Linked DNA regions of Homo sapiens: region 1 is linked to region 2. The links are chromatin contacts, found by Hi-C in ENCODE. All regions are on one chromosome and are shown on one strand. Each heading gives the region's core, a stretch centred on a gene start or an enhancer-like site at or near the end of the contact. The rest is flanking DNA. Distances are from core to core; before and after follow the strand shown. Region 1 holds the start of BIRC2 (baculoviral IAP repeat containing 2). Region 2 holds the start of FAM76B (family with sequence similarity 76 member B).

What was found. Hi-C counts contacts between places; a loop is a spot of excess contacts on that map. Pooled maps may share reads with other maps.
Region 1: a pooled map shows a loop between it and region 2 (10-fold over the local background). The contact joins the promoter of BIRC2 here to the promoter of FAM76B in region 2. A Hi-C loop is called at or near these places in 4 of 50 pooled maps.

What each region holds. Positions count from the first base shown.
Region 1 is chr11:102,345,094-102,349,481 of GRCh38, reverse strand. BIRC2 (baculoviral IAP repeat containing 2) reads right to left here and starts at 2,268. Exons shown (of 9, transcript NM_001166.5): 1 at 2,106-2,268; 2 at 1-884. RefSeq lists an enhancer at 1,647-1,716.
Region 2 is chr11:95,787,623-95,791,799 of GRCh38, reverse strand. FAM76B (family with sequence similarity 76 member B) reads left to right here and starts at 2,018. Exons shown (of 10, transcript NM_144664.5): 1 at 2,018-2,408; 2 at 3,237-3,301; 3 at 4,122-4,176. The coding sequence starts at 2,322. CEP57 (centrosomal protein 57) reads right to left here and starts at 1,302. Exons shown (of 11, transcript NM_014679.5): 1 at 1,057-1,302. The coding sequence starts at 1,101. RefSeq lists enhancers at 394-1,057, 1,021-1,490 and a silencer at 1,991-2,410.

The DNA of each region.
Region 1 (4,388 bases), core at 1,019-3,518, 6.6 Mb before region 2:
AATTATGCCTTTTATTTATATTTGGTTACAAGCTATGAAGCCTGAATAACAGACCAATTACTGATTATGCCACAAGGTAAAAAATTATATGCAGGCTTCTTTCCCTATAAGCACTTTAACATGACAACCCAAAAAATCTCATTTTATTCCAATAAACAAAAGTAATTAAAACCTTCATATGGTCACACTATTTAAAAGCTAAGTTCACACAGCTTATCATCATAGTATTTACTTAAGTGGGCTAAATTACTTCAGCTGACAACTTTTGGGGGAAGTCAATACCCACAAGCTTTGTTGAACCTGTGCCTGCTATAGTGCTTGATGTCAAATGAATTTGGCTTAAAGTTCAAAAACTGTAAACTCTATCTTTGTTAAATATCATTTGTATTTGTTTCCATTTCCTGCAGCATCATGTTGACTTTCTTCCTAACTTTGTATACCACTATTATTCTTGATCAACTGAAGGTATTTTCTCCATAAACTTAGTTAGCCATAAAATTTCCACAGCACACTTTTTACACTGCATTTAAAAACTAAATAACCTGTTCATCATTTAAGGACTATTCAGCTATAATTATCAGTCATGTTGTAAACATTAATCAATTTATCACAAGATAAAACTTGTCCTTTCTAGTGTTATCAGAAACGCCTAACAAAATATTGTACTACCAAAAAAGTACTGCTTAGCATAAAGTATCAGTAATCAACTCTACTAGCCTTCTTTCTGAAAACTCTTCAATGTTTTAAAAATATAATTCATACACAAAATTACACTCCATAGAATTCAAACTATATCCCTTTATAAAGTTTCGAGATCTCCATAATGGGATTTATTACTGCAGGGGGACAAAATAGGGATAGGGAGATTCTTCAGGGTTGTAAATCTGAAAAGAAAAAACAAAAAGTATTTTAGAAAACTGTATGTGCATGCCAAATAGAACTTACATACTCTTCAATTTATTCAGTAAAGTCTAAGAATAATTCACACTTTAGATAATACATCTTAATTCCAGCAATTTGTCACAACTTTCTAAATGAAAAAGCTATTAATTAAAATAAGTAAATGCAACATACTCCCCATAGCACTAACTATACGTGTCTTTAAAACGCACAACTTCAGAGACAGATGGAAATTTTCACACAGGAAACATTTTGTCCTTGCTCTCCTCCCCTTTTCTGGCCTAAAGGTAACTCTGGCACTCTGCTGGAGGCAAAGGCACATTGGTTAAAAAGACAGACAGACACTCCACTACACCCTGTCAGCAGCAGTACAGCAGGAATTAAGACAGCAACGTTAGTTTGTAATATCAAGTCTCTCCACGACTAGGAAAACTGCAGTAAAATGCACCACGAGTTCATTAATATAAACTCTTAAACTCTGCCATTCCCTTACAATTTCAAAGCAACGACCACAGAAAGCAACTCGAAAACAAAACCTAACACAGTGGCCTGTGAAACAGTGGCTCCGGCACTACGACCACTGGCATGATTGCTTTAATTACACCCGGTCTTATATCCTATCTTTAAATGAAAGATTTTTATCTACGTGCACCGCACTGCTGCATTCTCTTTACGCAAATTGCAGCTGGGCAGGGGATAGGATGGAAGGGAAAAGAATAGAAACTATGGGATTTACCCAATAATTTCCCAGAGTTGCTTCTCACAATACACAACAGACGACTACTGGAATGACAGAGCGCAGTGGCAACTATGAAATATGAAATATCGCCGCCACCGAAATATCTTCGTTTCAATGTATTACATTAAAAGAACGCCGAGGGCTAAGTTTAAAACCTTGCAAAAACTGCGAGAAAACATCTTGGTCAAAGTCCAAGGGCCAGAAGAGTGGGCGGCGGCCAGAGGCTTGAAAACAAGTCATTTTAAAAATCGCTTTGACTGCAAGTCTCGAAGTTGGGGCTTCCGAATCCAATAAAACCTTGGCGAGAGTAGAAAGCAGAGAGCCCCCGGCGACCCTCGACCCTTGGCCGAAGGGCCTCAGGCCCCGTCCTTCCTCGTTCGCCGCCACATCAGGGAAGTGGGCCCCCGCGGGCCCTCGCGTCCCCACCCGCCCCACGCCGCCCGAGCCCGGAAGGAGCAGCACTCACCGCAGTGCGGGCGCAGCAAACACGGAAGCTGCGCGGCTGCCTAGAGGCCTCCGCAGAGCCGGGAATCAGCGGCGCCGACAAGGAGATACGGCCCGCTCGGCTCGGATCAGCCCGGGCGCTCCCGAAGCCCGCCGCCCCATCCGGGCTCACTCTGACGCACGATGACGTCAGCGCGCCCGGCCGAGGACCAGCGTTAGCCGCCGCGCGAGGGCGCCCGGGAGGCTGGGGCCGGAAAGCGGAACCGAGAGCGCTTTCCGCCGTGCGGCGATGAACCTCCGGGAAAGACGCTGGGAGGCCAGGATGCCCGGCGCAACTGGACGCTCATCGGGAGTCACGGGGTCGGCCCTCAGGGGAACGGGGACTATCCGTATCAACTCGGTGTTTGTTCGTTTTCTTCACCTTGCGGTTTGTGCCCTCTCCACATTTCCTCTCTGTGTCTACCATTCTCCTGGGGGACGTGGCAAACCGTGAGCCGCTGCGTTTGAGTTTTGGGAAACCCTGCGGAAACGCCCTGGCGCCGGTGGTTTTGCGCGTCCTACCCTGTGTCACCTCAGGGTTATGATCTGGCCCCTGGCAAGGCTCCCCAAGTGTGATGCCTCCCCCCGTCCAGATGACTGCATTTTGAGGATGGAGTCAGTCTGGTGGCATTTTTTGCTTAAGTAAACAATTGTAACCGTTTGTGTAGCATCAGCGTTCAACAGCTGCCTGTGCAAATCGAAAAAAGCGAAACTTTGGAAACTAGGAAGCATCAGATGAATAATTCTGAAGACTTGATGTCAACGGGAGTATCTTGTTTTTAAACTTTTGGTTTTCTGTTCTGGAGACAAACAGTTCATATGCACTAAAGAAAAAAGTGTCATTATTTCAGATGCTCATTGCCAGCAAAGAGAACTGTATTGCAAGTCAGGCTTCACTCCCAGTATTTTCTGAATGTTTCAATAAAATGAAATATATACGTCTGCCTGTGTATTGGTGTACATGCACATATAATTGTACATAAACCAGAGAGGAGCCCAATTTTTTTTAATGCTTAGGTAATAGAAAATTTGTAAATAAAAACCCTTGGCTTTTGCTAGTCATGGACCTTTTGTATCCCCCCGCCATACTCCCCCAATAGTGCCATAGACACAGTGTCGTGCAGTAAATGTTTGTGGTATGACAACCAACGAACGACTTTTGAAGTTGACGCTCTTTGCCCGTTGAATCCGATGCTTGCTTCTCTCTGGGGAACTCCAAGGGGCAAATATTTAAAAAACTTCCAAATAGCAAGCCACTTAATTAGGGAGCCGGGGGAATTCCAAGACCCTGAACCATTTCCCATTTCCTGTCTGTGTCATTTCTGCCTGCCAGTCAGTCACAGAACAGGAGGTCTACTGTTCCAATGTTAATAGTCAAAGAAAGTGAGTGTAACAGTTTGTAATACAGAGAAAAGAAATGCCATGGCTCCCAATGACTAAAAACTTCCAAAAATGCACCTGGGGCTTGGTAGTAGTTTAGTATTTAGTTCAAGTCACTATTTCTCGGAAGGTTTACAGAACATTCCTAACACATGTGGGAAAATATATATAGCAAGAATTGTTCATTCTGAACTCAAGATTATTTCTCTTTTTCAGTTCTTGTCCTGACCAAAGCAGTAAGATAATGAATATACTTAAGTATAGGGGAAAGCTTGCATTTCAAAAACTCAAAAGCCTTAGATATTTTTAACAAAAAATATTTGTAATATTTACATATAATAAATAGTACCTCATAACTTTTAATCTTGTATAACTTTGTAGTCTAGTGTTACAGCTAGTTAATTCAGTTACCTGTTTATTCAGTTAATTTTTTTTCATTTTGCTAGTATAAAGTTGCTGTTAATCTTAAAAAAATAAGCTATGTATGTCTGCTGCAGTTGCCCTTCTAACGTTTTTCACATTTATGTAGAAAAAAAATTTACAGTATTTAAAACAATTTTGAAGAAGAAAAGTAAGATTGGAAGGTCTTGTCCTACCAGGTAATGAGTTACAATAAAGCCATAGTAATTGAGACAGTCTTGTATTATTAAACGCCCTAAGATGGACAATTAAAGGAAGGAGATACAGAGCCCCAAGAAGAGACCCATATCTATGTATTTGGGAATTTGATATACTGGCATTATGTATTAATGAGAAAATGATTAATTACTCAATAAGTAATGCTGAATGAATGGTTATTCTAATGGAAAATAAAATTAGATCACTACCATATACTATTTAAAAATCTCTGCCGGATTTTTTTTAAAAACCCTCAAAAGTAAACAGC
Region 2 (4,177 bases), core at 769-3,268:
ATTCCCGCACTGCCTTTTTCTCCTTTCTCTACTCTTGGGACAAGCAATCACAATTCCTTCGACACGCAACTAGCTCCATCTTCCCTTCTAGGAAACCTTCTCTAGCCTACCCAAGCACTGTTAATCACTCCCCTCTAGATTATTCTACTACGGTAGCACTTCCTAAACTATACTGCGCAGTAATCACTAATTACGTGTAGTTTCTCTTCAGTGTTTTTCTCCTTCAAAGCAGGGTTTCTATTCTGTTCATTTGGACCCTAACAGTATACCAGGCATCGAACATTTGCTAACTGGAGAAATAAGAGCTCCAACATTTACTTCCTATCAAAGCTTTCCAATGCCGCGGTTTTCAAAAACCTAAGCATTCGACACTCCAATTTGAGAAATACCAGTGAATACCAGTAACTAAACTGGATGGTGACATTTGATGAGGCGAAAACAATATTTAAAATCAATTCCCCCTGTCGCCTCTCCAAAAGGGCATTTCCACATTGAAGTTCCAGTAATTCTAGGTGACAGGAAGCGCGCGTTCTGGCTACGAGCATCACACAACGAAGTTAATGTGGATGGGAGTGGGAGGCACTGCAGGGATAGGAAACAGCATAAGCAACGACTAGTAAGCGCTCGAGAGACGGCGGACTACTATTCTGCAACGTCTCTTAAACACACTGGCGCGCCTCACCTGATCTGGCGAGTTTCCTAGAGGGGCCGCTGAACCCACGTGACCAAAAGAGCTACATTTTTGCAGGCCAGGGAGTGGGCAGTTATCCCAGCCGGCCCTTGGGAATGTTAGGCAACCGGGGTTGGTTGCTACGCCAAAAGGTGAATAAGGGCTGGGGAACAGGGGCGGCCAGCCCAGTTTCACTGGGAGCCAGAGGGTGCAGCTTCGACACAGCCACAGTGAATGGAAGCTTGGGGAGCGCGGGGCAATCTAGGCATTCCCGCCGACCTCCAGAATTGCGTCAGAAGCTGGACTGACAGCGCCCTGAAACGTGAGGAAACTCAAAGAGGCGCTTAGGGCCGACGTGGGGCCCACTCGCGCCAACTGCTTCTTACCGACAAGTGAGAACCAGAAGCCGCAGAGACAGACGCCGCCGCCATCTTTCAGCCTGCCCAGGGGGTCTCCGCACTTCGGGGGCGGTCTAGGTTCTCGTGCTCTTCTCCAAGACTCGGGAGCCGCCCACCAGCGGGGACCCTAGGCTGAACCCCTGATGGAAAAGGGCAAGGGTGCTGGTGCTGGGCTTGGAAACCCCTGCAACACACCCCCTCAGGGCCGCCTACGCTCACAGCTTACACAGAAAGGGCAACACGTCCTAACGGACGTCTTTCCTAGCCAATCAAAACAGCAGACGTCTTTCTGTAGTAGGAGAGAATCCGCCTCTTCCCTGGTGACGTCACAAGGTAGCGCGTAACGGGGCCCGCTGGGGCAGACAACGCCGGGGTTACAGGCCGGCTCTGCGGGGATTCTACGGAGGGTCGGGCCTCCTCCAGTAAGAAGCGTGGGCGAGTAGTGGTGTCGCCAGTGGCAACTGAAGGGAGTAATGGAGATAAAACAAAAGCGAAGGCGAAGTTAAAGCACTCCACGAGTTCCCTCGGATTAAACGCCGGAGAGAGCGTGAATTTGCCTCGGGGACGCCTCTCCAGGTGAAGTATTTACCTTTTGGCCAATAACAAATAGGATTAGGAGGGACTTAACGATTTAGTCCAATAGAAAGCAAGGGAAAAAAAGTTGCGGCAGAGAACGAGCCTTTCGCGAACATTTGCTCAATTGGATTGGGGCGCTCTCAGCCAAACCTGGGACTGGCTGTTAGAAATAGCCGCGACCGCAGACCTTTGGGCGGGGCAGGTTCAAAGCGGATTTCGCGCGCTGAGAGCTCCGGGATGTCATTGGCCGGCGACATCCTCCCTTTGTGGGCGCTTCCTGCGTCGCGGAAGTTGGGAGTTGGGAGGAGCCATCGAATGACGCGATAGCCTTCGCAGCCAATCAGGGATGGGAAAGGGAGGCCGAGAAGGAAGCGGATCCACGGCCGCACAGCTAAACAGCAACCCCCTACCCGCTTCGTCTCCCTCCGCCGCTATCGGGGCCTAAGCGGGAGCGGCTGGCACGGCGTCACTGGGTGGGCTGGGGCGGAAGTGGAGGCGGAGGGAGACGGTGGCGTCGTCCGCGGGGCCCTGGGCTCTCGCGGCGAGGCCCTGGTGGGCGCGAGGCAGGGGGAGGGGGAGGAGGAGGAGCCCGCGGCCCGGGCGGCGGCGGCTCTCGGGTTCTCCGTAGGGCCCCGCCTCGGAGCGGGCGGCGGCGGAGGAGGAGACTGAGGAGCAGGATGGCGGCCTCGGCCCTGTACGCCTGCACCAAGTGTACCCAGCGTTATCCTTTCGAGGAGCTCTCCCAGGGCCAGCAGCTCTGCAAGGTCCGTGGGCTCCGGGAGGCGGGCGGGATGGGTGTCCTCGGCCGTAGCCGGAGGGGGCCGGGTAGCCGCTGCACTGCAGCCCCTCTTCGCCGGCGCCTCAGGGGTTTGGGAGTCTGGAGCCCTCGCCTCCCCACTCGGGGACCCCTTTTTCTGGGGGCTTGAACATTAGCTGGGAACGGACCCTGAAAGGGAGGCAGAATCGTGCCCTTTTCCAGGCGGCCCAGGAGGGTGCCGGGCCCCGTCAGCGTCTGGGGGTCTCAGGAGTGGGGTTGAGTGAGGCAGCCACCTGTCTATGCCGCAGAGACCCAGGGGTGGAGATGTTTTCATCTCGGTTTTCTGCCTGGTCTGTCCTCTTCTTCCACCAGGAGGCAGGGGACGGTTTTTGCACTTTCTTGCTAGGAACCCGAAGCCGCAAAGCTGATGGCATCCTTCTTCCCTGTCCAGGAAAGCGAAGCGACTGGTTTGGGAACAGAATGCTCTGATTTGGAGCTCCTCCCATCCCATTAAAGCCTGGATGCTGTCTGTGAGCAACGGTGCAAAATAATAAGTAGTTTCACATTTAACCAATCCTTGAAATAGGCCCTGACAGCTTTCTTAATTTGTCTGTAATATACCCCCACGTCTACTAAAGACAAAGACACCTGTGCCTTCCCTAAGGAATTATATTGTGATTGGCCACTTATATGATAAAGCATCCAGTTCTTTACGTTGGGGCCAGGTTTTATAAATGTTTTAGACTTTCACTAGGTTGGGTAAACAGTTTTCTACCAGAAAAGTGAGATTTGGGACTTTCAGAAAGATACTGACTAATGTATTGTCTTATTACAGGAATGTCGGATTGCACATCCTATTGTAAAATGTACTTACTGCAGATCAGAATTTCAACAAGAGAGGTTTGTATACTGAATAGTTTTTGACTGTTAAAGACAAGTGTTGTCTTTATGGAATACTTGGGGGTTGTAATCCCATGTTTTTATGAAAGTATTTTTAAAAAATGGTTTAGCCCCAGAAATTTTAAGTTGTAAACCTTTTATACATGGTGGGAGAGAGAATGTTGCGAAAAAAACCAGTGGTGGTTAATTTACAGTTAGACTTTATATGAGAGAAGGAATAATACTACATGGAAAATGTACAGCCTTGCTAATGAAAATGCAAATGTAAACAGTTATGTTAAACTAAAAAAAAATGGTAAAGCCTTAATGGATCTGAGGAAAGGTCTGTAGTGTTACCAACTGCCTTCCAAGGTGAAAATCTAATAATTTGTTACATAGAAGAGGAGTAGTACGTAACATTTTTAACAGTTCCACTCTGAGAGTATATACAGAAAGTAGCCTCAGAAAAGAACAAATAATTTCTTCATAAATAGGTGTGGGCATTATAATGTTGGACAGTAGCCAAGTGGAAGGTTAGGTAGGCACTGGTATTGTAATGCTGTGCAGTAATAGTGTCAAGTGTGAAGATTTTGGAGCTATATAGGAAACATTAAGATGTTTTGTTTACAAAAAGTAATATGCAATAAAAATGTATAAAAACATTTGTCATAAGTTAATTTGGGTAAAACAACTCTGAAAATATCCTTGTATATTTGAAAAAAATCCGTGGTCCTTATTAAAGTTTTAAGTACAACAAATCTTTGACTCATTTTATTTTGACATTGTGCTAATTACTTTAGAAAGCTACATAAACATGATCTATATACAATTTATTTTTCAGCAAAACTAACACAATTTGTAAGAAGTGTGCTCAAAATGTGAAGCAATTTGGGACGG